2 separate regions of the Homo sapiens genome follow, and region 2 is linked to region 1. Evidence: chromatin loops called from intact Hi-C (ENCODE). Cell type or tissue: tibial artery. All regions are shown on one strand. Links, peaks and the distances in the headings refer to the core of each region. The heading gives the core; the rest is flanking DNA. Region 1 has its middle 340 kb from the start of LINC02852. Region 2 has its middle 250 kb from the start of LINC02852.

Region 1 (5,390 bases), core at 253-5,252:
TACTTTTCTCTTCTTGCTCTATGGATTCTCATTGACTTTCTCTCTCTCATATGCTTGCTGTGGCCGCACTGGCCCTCCAGTCCTGTTACACTTCTTTCATAGCCCCACCTCAACCTAAGAAATGAAATATTGAAGAGAACTTCTATTATTTTTTAATTAAAAAAATTTTTTTTGAAATAAAGTTTCACTCTGTCATCCAGCCTCAAGTGCAGTGATATAGTCATGGCTCACTGCAGCCTCGACCTGCTAGGTTCAAGCAATCCTCCCACTTCAGCCACCCAAGTAACTGGGACTACAGGCACATACTACCACATCTGGCTAATTTTTAAATATTTTGATAGAGATGTGGTCTCCCTATGTTACCCAGACTGGTCTCTAATTCCTGGGCTCATGCAATTCTCTTGCATCAGCCTCACGGAGTGCTGGGATTACAGGCATAAGCCACCACACCCAGCCTGATCAGAACTTTGAGTGACGATCTTTTCAAGGAAATAGATATTTTACAGAGATACTAACTTTAGGCTAAAGGGACAGAGTTCAGATTGTAGAATGTGAAATATTAATAGCAGTTGGTCAGAAGAGAGAAAAGAGTTGGGACATATTAATGTCCTTGGCGCTTCTCTGAAAGAAAAAAAAAAAAAAAGAATAGTGATCATCTCCAGTAGGCTCTGGAGATGTTTGGTTTCAGAAAGTAAAGAGAGAGAGAGCGAAAGAAACAGAAAGAAGGAAGGAAGAAAGAAAGGAAGGAAGGAAAGGGAAATAAGAGAGGAAGAGAGGACACACTCACCGAACCTACTGCTAGTTTTGTTTCCTCCTTGGAAAAAACAAAGAGCAAATTGATGGTTTTTAAAATTTTGCAAGCATTGTGTTCTTATTGTCTGGGTCTTAGAAAGTTTGAACTAAAATTTTTCTCAAAAGACTTTCAATTTTAAAAACTTAGGGAAAACAGAAAAGGGCATTGGTTAAAATAGATTGAGACCCAATTGAAGTAAAATTTTCTACCATGATCATGGATGATAACTGCTTTCTTCTGTTTCTGAAAGTATTTTTATTTTCCAGATTTATAAAAACCACCTTCTTTTCTTGCCAAAATTATTCATTTGGCCGTGTAAACTAGAAAATCAAAACACCTACCAAAAAAAGAAGTCCCTACAAATAACTCAGAAAATCTTATAAGTGGGCTTTTATTGAAACTGACAGAGAAAAATATATATGTATTTGCTTCTTTTAGTTGAAAGGCAGAGCCCCCAGAATAATTTACTTACAAATATGGCATTTGGAATGTTTGCTTGATGGCCATTTCAAATTTTTATGTCATGACTGTCATGAATTAGAATTATTGAGATATAATTGTCTCTAGAATTATTGAGGTATGCACGTTTCCCCCAAAACATAACTAAATATTATATATTCCTGTCTCTGAACATGATTCATCATTAACATAATGATTGTCAGCATTAAAGAAAGCCAGCTCCAGCTAACAGAGGTGGACATTTCTCATGCCGAACCTGCTGGAAACTATGGCAGACTTCCCTGTCTTCAGTCCCTTCACTTGACATGTCTATGTAATAGAGTCTCAGGCAATAACACCATTCAAAAATAATGTAGTAATAATTTGCAGTGGTTTTATCATCCTGATCCAGGACCTGTATATGGATTCTCTGACCCACTTCCTTCTCCTATTGATCTTCATCTTGCCTCTCACATACATTATAAATCCGCCAAGTGGCATGCCGTGCTGCTCTTCTGTAACATGAATTTATGCTAATGGCTGTCTGCATATGCTTATATCACATATCTATATTAAGCTTAATAGTCTGTTACATTGCTTCTTAACCCTGTGTCCACACATGATTAACTTTCCTGATTTCTTTCAAAACCGTTAACACAGCATTGCATTTTACTCAACATGCCACTAAGTTTCTCTGCCTAATGCTGGAGTTGGGGGCATTATAAAACCCCCCAGCTTTTGCAAGCAAAAAGGCATCTAAAAAACTTAGGATGCATGAAAATAATCTCCTTTTTGTGTGTTTGTACAACTTGAAGCTGGCAAAAGCTTAAAGCCTAACTCAGACAGGAGACAAACTCCAACTGGTCTTCCGGGAGTTCACAGAAAAGGGTAGAAAAAACTTACCAAGAAATAGGAGTGCTGGGATGGTGCCAACCAGTGTGTAATGTGCCAATCCTTATTAAAGTTTATCTTTGAGGAATTTTAGAGGAATTTGAAAATATGGCACTAAGGGCCGGGCATGGTGACTCACATCTGTAATCTCAGCACTTTGGAAGGCCAACGCAGGCGGATCTCTTAAGGTCAGGAGTTTGAGACCAGCCTGGCCAACATGGTGAAACCCTGTCTCTACTACAAATACAGAAAATTAGCCGAGTATAGTGGTGTACGCCTGTAGTCCCAGCTACTCAGGGATCTGAGGCAGGAGAATTCCTTGAACCTGGGAGGCGGAAGTTGCAGTGAGCCAAGATTGGGCCGCTGCACTCTAGCCTGGGTGACAGAATGACACTCTGTCTCAAAAAAAAAAAAAAAAAATTAAATTAAAATATGGCACTAAGATATCTGAAATGTTCCACGAAGCCTCCCAGTGGAGTAAGAACAAATAATTCTAAAGTTTTTGGAATCTTCCTCCTTATTACTACAGCATTTAGGTCAAGTGAATGAGAGTATCCAAGCTACCAAAAATTCCCAGGGAAAAAAATAATCATGAAAGCATATGTCAAGAAATATTCTAGGTGCATTCTCTTCATCCAATAAGCTTATAGAATCTAAAGGGAGCTTGTAAATCCTGAAAGGGTCAAAGTTTGAGGCCAATTATGTAGCCGTAAGGCCCTGTACTGTCAGAAATTAGAACTTTTATAAATGCAAGAAGAGTAGAAATTTGCCACACATCAAACAACCCATAGGTTATGATTTCAGTGAAAAGTTCTTTATGTAGTACACAAACTTTGTCCACTACAGTCAATAAAGTTTGGGCTGAAAAAATTATATAATACCATATGGATGATGAAAAAACAGAAATTACGATTTTCCCAAAATTGTTTGTGTATGTGTGCATGCTCTACAAGTACTTCACATACACACATAGTTATGTATATTACTCGACAGATAGCATATGCAATTAGGATAGTTCCATACATTGACCCATGAGGTCTTCCACAAATAGGAACCAATGTTGTTATGCCCACTGCTGCCAAAGGTACTGATCTCTTCAAGAAAAGCTAAAATTATATTTATAGGAAATATTCTTATTTTTCAAATTGATATCATACAGGCCAAAGAAAAATAAAGCTGGTTAGAGACTGACTTCAGCCCAAAGACTGCCTGCTTGCCAGCGTTGGCTTGAGCCCTCCACACATACCATTGTCTGATGAAATCCCAAGGTCCTCATTGGTTGCTATTTGCAGAAAGCCTCATGGGTCCCTTCGGTCTTCAGTACACTTAATTTGAGGTTAAATCTTATGGCAAGCTGGACTCTGAAGATAAAGAAGATCTAATTTTTGAGCTTCTTCAAATATTTGAGGAACCGAATAAGCTGCCAAAGGTCCCAGAGAGTCTTGATCAGTCTGAGGATCATTATTGAACCATTTTGTCTAGTATGGGAAATATACATCTTTCAGCTTTTCTTCATAGGATGCCTTGCTCATTTGTATGCATAAACTTCTATTACATCTTGTTTTACCCTAATAACTGGTCTGCACTATAGATTTTTGTCTTTGCTGATGACATTTATATCTGACTCTGAGATTGCTGAGGATCAAGATTTATCCATTAATTAAACATATCATGCTACCTATAACAAGGAAGTACCATCAAATCTACTCTGCAAAATGAAAAGTGTGAAAATTCAATGATTCTATGAATTCCCCATTAAAAAATATTTCTGCACTTACCTTCATCAATACCATTTATGGGACAAGATACACATACTGTAAGACAGAGCTTAAGATATATTTCATACTAAAATACTACAATACACTTCCCGTGTGTTTAAAATGTTGTCATCTCATGCACAACACAGTACATATTAAATATGTCTGGTTGTATAGTATTTATTTGTTATGCGTTGATGTTTACTTCAAAAGCATATGTGATGCATATGCTAAATAAATAAAAGAAAACTTGTTTGCTATCAGATCAAAAATATCTCTGGTAGTGAAACATGCTTTCATTTTAATAAAGATGTTTTATTAGATTTCAGAACTAAATAAATGATTCATAATGCTTGGACCCTAAGACATCTTCCTGTGAAAAAGTTGGCTTGATTTCACTTTCCTTTTGTCTCTGCAAAATCCATGTGTTCATTTCACGATTGTATTTGAAACAAAATGCTTGAGAGAGTGTTTTTACCACGTTGCATTAATGAGACCATAAGATTTTTTTAAACCAAATTTTCAAATGACTGCCTGCTAATTTCCAATTGCTTTTTACATTACCCTTTTTTCTCATTTGTAACTCTGCTGCAAATTCACAGAATAAGAGTAATAGTAACAACTACAATAAAAAGAATTTTAATTGCCCAGTAGTAAGTTCAGTCAATTCTAGCAGGTATATGGGCAATTTCAAATATAATCTGTGAGTTATCATATGGGAAACATTTTTCAGAAACAAGGAGGTCATTTTTATTTATAAGTCAGTTAACATCAACTGATGTCTTAAGGACATTTTGCTATACTTTTGATAGTTGAATACTTTTTCCTTATTAACAACTGAGAGTTATTCCAATAAACATGATAGAAACCAGAATATCTGGGTTTTTCATGACCAAAGTGATAAGGTTAAGAAAATACATAGATTTTGATCAAAACACCGAAGATAAAGATTTGTGAAACACTGGGTAGAAAGTTATCAATTAAAACACAATGAAGACACCAGATACTAAGAGACGATCACAATTCTTCATGTCAAATACCGAACTATGGCTCCTTTACCAGTAACTCATATGCTTCAGGTTGTTTTTCCATTTGCCCTTTTAACTAACATTTTCTTTGATTGAACAGACATACTTTGCTCAAGGATGAAATTTCATTTAGAGCAACATTTCCCAAAATTAGATCTCCGGGGGGAAAGATTTTGAAATCCATTAAGTGAAGATAAACATTTACACTCACACACTTGAAGTGTCATACAGCTATTGGTGTGTTAAGAGCAAAGGAGAAAGCTGTTTAATGTTTTTATTTCAGTGCGTCCTGAGTATTTGTCCAAGGGAACTTAATTTTGAGTAACACCTGTTAGACAGGAAAGGGTTAACTCAGGAGGCCTGGGTTGCTCGAACACTGGACATCCCAGAAAAACGCCTATTTTCAGGAATGGCTCGTAGCCAGTGGCTTATGAAAGATAAGCTCTGAGCCCTTGGAATATTCTGCCTGATAAGAGTAGTTTA
Region 2 (5,390 bases), core at 234-5,233, 90 kb after region 1:
CTGGTCCTCAAGATTTTATGATCCCAGTGAAATTTATTATATTAAGGTCCTTGTTTAAATGTTCTTTCACTTTGTCTATATACATTTAACCTTGAGAAGTTTTCTTTTTTTTTTTTTTTCCACAGCTTTGATTTTATTTTCTTAGAGACAGGGTTTCACTCTGTTGCCCAGGCTGGAGTGCAATAGTGTGATCATGGCTCCTGCATTCTCAACTTCCCAGGCTTAAGCAGTCCTCCTGCAGCAGCCTCCTGAGTAGCTGGGACTACAAGTGCAAGCCACCACATCTGGCTTACTTTTATTTTTTAATCTTTTGTAGAGCCAGGGGTCTAGCTATGTTGCCCAGGTTGGTCTCGAAATCCTGGCCTCGAGCAATCCTTTCTTCTTGGCCTTTCAAAGTGCTGGTGAGAGGTGAAGCCAGCTGGACTTCTGGGTCGGGTGGGGACTTGGAGAACTTTTTTGTCTTACAAGAGGATCGTAAAATTCACCAATCGGCGCTCTGTAGCTAGGATTGTAAAACGTGCCAATCAATGCTCTGTGGCTAGCTAGAGGTTTGTAAAGTGTGCCAATCAGCACTCTGTAAAAACACACCAATCAGCGCTCTGTGACTAGCTAGAGGTTTGTAAAATGGACCAATCAGCACCCTGTAAAATGGACCAATCAGTGCTCTGTAAAATGTGCCAATCAGCACTCTGTAAAATGGACCAATCAGCAGGACATGGGCTGGGACAAATAAGAGAATAAAAGCTGGCCACCCCAGCCAGCAGCAGCAACTGGGTCAGGTCTGGTTCTAAGCTGTGGAAGCTTTGTTCTTTTGCTCTTCACAATAAATCCTGCTGCTGCTCACCTTTGGGTCCGCACCACCTTTAAGAGCTGTAACACTCCCCATGTAGGTCTGAGGTTTCATTCCTGAAGTCAGCGAGACCACGAACCAGCCAGAAGGAACAAACTCTGGACACACTGGGATTATGGGCGTGAGTCACTGTGCCCAGCCTACAGTATTTTAATGCTAGTTAATTAATAATAATATCATATATAAAAATAATTCAAGTAAACAAATTGCTATAACAGTAAATGAATGAGGGAATGAGTGACGGAGTGAAAGACAATCTGAATCTTTCTGCATCTGACTAAAATATTTTCTCCTAAAATATGCTATTTTGATTAACCTAAGAAATATAATATTTGAACAGGCATGAGATAGGTTGGTTCTATAAGTAAAGGAATCTTAAGATAATATGCAAAAATTTTCAGAAAAAAATTCAAAATGACCAAACGTAATGTGATGAAAAGACCAATATGGTGTGAAGGTTGATCTTTTGCCCCAGGAATCACATTCATTTGTCTTGAGGGCAATTAAAATTAAAGTTATTATTTTTTGAGAAGGAGTCTTGCTCTGTTGCCCAGACTGGCGTGCAGTGGTGTTATCTCGGCTCACTGCAACATTTACCTCCCAGATTGAAGCGATGCTCCTGCCTCAGACTCTCGAGTAGCTGGGATTACAGGCGGCTGCCACCAAGCCCAGCAAATTTTTGTATTTTTAGTAGAGATGGGTTTTCACCATGTTGGCCAGGCTGGTCTCAAAACTCCTGACCTCAGGTGACCCCCCCTGCCTCAGCCTCCCAAAGTGCTGGGATTACAGGCGTGAGCCACCATGCTTGGCCTAAAATTATTTTAATTGCCACCATCACTGCAAAGACTTTATCAACTAATTTGTTGCACACTTTCGTAATTAGTCACAATCACAACATTCGATTATTGACTGAGCTTGGTCTACCTCATTCCATACTGTTTGCCGTCTCGTCATTGTATCATTTAAACTCCCTGTACCTTGATTCCACCTATGAAATGGGTATAATATCAAAGATTAACCTTGTCTATTTTTCTCACAAGACAGTTGTGAGGATCAAATGAAGTCAAGGAAGCGTACCCTCTGAAATGTTATGGAAAATAGTATTTATTTACATATATCAATTTTTCTGAGGAAAAGAAAAGCTTTTTAAAGAAGTTCGGGAATCCCTAAAAGGTAAAGAACTACTGATTTTAAGATTGGCAAATAAGGAGGGGAGGAAACACTAAGAAGAACATAGGAAAGGCTGGGCGTGGTGGCTCACACCTGTAATCCTAGCACTTTGGGAGGCTGAGGCGGGCAGAACACGCAGTCAGGAATTCGAGACCAGCCTGACCAATATGGTGAAACCCTGTCTCTACTAAAAATAAATTATCTGGGCGTGGTGGCAGGTGACTGTAGTCCCAGCTACTAGGGAGGCTGAGGCAGGAGAATGGCTTGAACCCAGAAGCGGAAGTTGCAGTGAGCCGAGATGGTGCCACTGCACTCCAGCCTGGGTGACAGGGCGAGACTCCATCTCAAAATAAATAAATATTTTTAAAAAAGGAACATAGGCGAAAAATCAGGCATACTAGAAGCCAAGAAAGAGGAGAGCTGCATTGATCAACAATGTCAACTTGAGAGAGAGTAAACAGGTTCACTGGATTGAGAAACTAAGGAAAAAGAAGATGAAAACTGTCAGACAGTCTTAAGACTCCCAATGAAGATCTTTGACGCATGATGTGAAGGTTAGTGAAGGACTAGCAGACCACTGTGAGAGAGCTTTAAGAAGGAGGGATGGACGGGAAGCACAACACACTCAGAGTGGCATTAGCTGAAGAGCGTGATGATGCTGCCGTCTTGTATCAGCAAGCCTTTGCTGGCGTGCCTGTTGAGATGGTGAGCCAGAGGTGAGCCTGTGGCCACAACGACACGGGATCAAAACACAGAGAAGGTGGTTTCCCTGCCCCTTTTCCATGGGTCTTCTAACCAAACTTTTTGGCTATAGCTGCTTTCAAAACTCATCCGTCCTCAATTTTAAAATAAGAATCAGAAATAAGTAATCATGTAGGGAAGTTTTAATAAATTCCACCGAATTACAATTGATAACATCTACTCAAAGATAACATGAAGAATGAGGAGACAAGCCACAAACAGGCGGGAGTTATCCTGAATACACAAATCCAGAAAGTCTGTTAACTGGAATATATTTAAAAATTCTGCAAATCAATATCAACAGACTGATATAGAGAAGGAAGGTCTTCCTCAACCTGTCAACCTGCTTAGGGTCCCTGGCTGGATCTGAAAATAAAACCAACAGAGAACAAGAAAAAAATGCATATAAATTTATTTAATAAGTGTACCTGATATGAGAAACTTCCTAAGAAAAGGAAGACCCAAAGAAGCAGAGAGATCTGTGTATTTGATGCAGAAGTGGATAGTTGTGGAGAAATATGATTTGACAAAGGGGGTATGAGCTAATGGTAATAAACTGGGGGAATTTAGCAAGGCTTGTTTGTTCAGATTCTTCTCTGGGTCTCTGTGTCTTCTGAGATAAGGACATTCCTTTCCTTGGGGCACAGAGAGAAACCCTCTGGAATGAGTTTTATGACATACTTCAGGGGAAGGTCAGCAAGGTTTTATGGCCTGTTTCAGGAGAAAAGATGAGAGAAGGTCAGAGAGACCTTCCTGATTCTGTGGGTTTTCTCAGTTTCCTTAAACTTAAAACATTCCGTATGCCAAGGTGCCATATTTTGGGATAGTGTGTTCTGAGCCCTGTCACTGCCCAAGAAAAATATGACAAAAGATTTCGAATAGCCACATCCTAAAACAGAAAATCCAAATGACCAAACTGTGCTTGATATCACTAGCATTCAGAAAAATAAAAATAAAAATCACAACTAAAAATTAGAAAAATGCAAATTAGAAACACTGACAAAGATTAAAACCATTTGTTGTCAATCCCAAGTGCTGCTGAGGATGTGGGACATTGGGAACTCCAATACTGAGAGCAGAAACTTTACTACTTTGTCAGAAAATAGTGTTTGGTAAAGCGAACAGTTGACTCAGCAATTCTACTCCAAAGTATATACCCCAGATACATTTGCACATGAGCCCCAGGGTACATATAAAAATGTTCCTAGTAACATTTTTGTAGAAGCAAAACCTTTTAAACAACCCAAAACCACATTATAGAATAGATGGAGAACTATTGGTCAATTCCGTCAATAGAATGCTATACGGCAATGAAAATAAATGAAGTGCAGATACAGATGACTGTTGAAAAAAATCCAATTCTCATTCCATTTATATAAATTTCAAAGAAAAGAAGCAGGAAAACAAAACCACTATTGTTTGAGGGTCTAAACAAGAGATTAGCAAACTACGGTCTACAGAGTTGTTTTCAAAAAATGAGAAAAAAAAGACACACAAAGAAAATGAGACAGAAACCATATGCAGTCCTTAAAGTCTAAAATATTTACTATCTGGTCCTTTTCAGAAAAGGTTTACTGACTGCTGACCTGAACTGTAAAGAAAAGGAAGGAAGCTGTCACACTAGGCAAGGGATTGGTATGTCTTGGGGAGGAATGGGACTGTATTGGGGAAGGCTTCTGGGATATTAGCAATGTCTTATTTCTTTAGCCAGATAATAGTTACTTGGGTGATTTTTTAATAGTATTTTTCGCACGTATATCTGCACCTGTGCATTTAACTTACACATTTCATCTGTATTCTATTTGTATGGTATACCTAACATTTAGGGAAAAAATACACCCTTTACACATAGGCTTGTACCCAGATCTCTATCACAAGGCTATGTGAATTCAATGGGAGTAGTGATCACAAGGACTTATACCAAAGTAGGTGGTACTGGGGCCCAGGACATAGGAGTAAATATTTACTCCAGGCTACCTGAAACAGCGTAGCCAGAAGTAAGGATTTTATCATAGGAAGGGAACAAAAGAAAAAGTACTTCATCAAAGATGAAAGCTAAGCTCACATCATAAATGAGGCAATAAGTATTCATGTCAGAAGAAATTTAGAATGTAGCTCCCAAAGTGATTTGGGTTGGGCAGCTCTGGACTAATCCCAGAATGGTGAGATTATATTGCAAAGCAGCTACTATGATGCTCCACCTCTCATACAGTTGGCCAGGTAGGGCAGGTCAGAGCAGAATTCAATTATCAGTATAAGTAACATGTAAAGATTTGAGTTCTGCTTATAGACCAATGGCTTCCTTCAAATAACCAGAGAGTGATCTTAGCTCTAATTAACTAACCTCTGTGGACATTTGTCCATAGGTAAGTCCATCTGATTTACAGTACTCTAAAATTCCATGTTGGAGATTCTTTCTCTTGACTTTTGTTCACAGTCATTATCTAAGAGAAGCAAAAGAAGTTTTATAACAGGATACTTTCCCACTTTGCCAGAAGCCTGATCTGGAGAGGAAAATCTCTTGTAAATGTGCAGGTGGATTCTGTGGATATACTCTGTCAGCAAGAAATTAGTACTAGCTATGGCGAAAAAATATCTCTTAGAAAGTTGGTAATCACCGACGTATTCA

Evidence for each region. Peaks named below come from ENCODE experiments on the same cell type or tissue, not always from the same donor. Only the 100,000 strongest peaks of a DNase experiment are listed, where the experiment ranks them.
Region 2: it touches region 1 in a loop (2.6-fold over the local background); 3 of 110 quality-filtered maps call a loop at or near these places.

The regions. Positions count from the first base shown.
Region 1 is chr15:94,922,221-94,927,610 of GRCh38, reverse strand. No RefSeq gene overlaps it. Among named protein-coding and RNA genes, the nearest start is that of LINC02852, 340 kb to the right of the region's middle. RefSeq lists a silencer at 2,341-2,552. In tibial artery, for the core only: no CTCF peak of the experiment used is centred there; no DNase peak of the experiment used is centred there; H3K27ac peaks cover 3,998 bases.
Region 2 is chr15:94,832,700-94,838,089 of GRCh38, reverse strand. No RefSeq gene overlaps it. Among named protein-coding and RNA genes, the nearest start is that of LINC02852, 250 kb to the right of the region's middle. In tibial artery, for the core only: no CTCF peak of the experiment used is centred there; no DNase peak of the experiment used is centred there.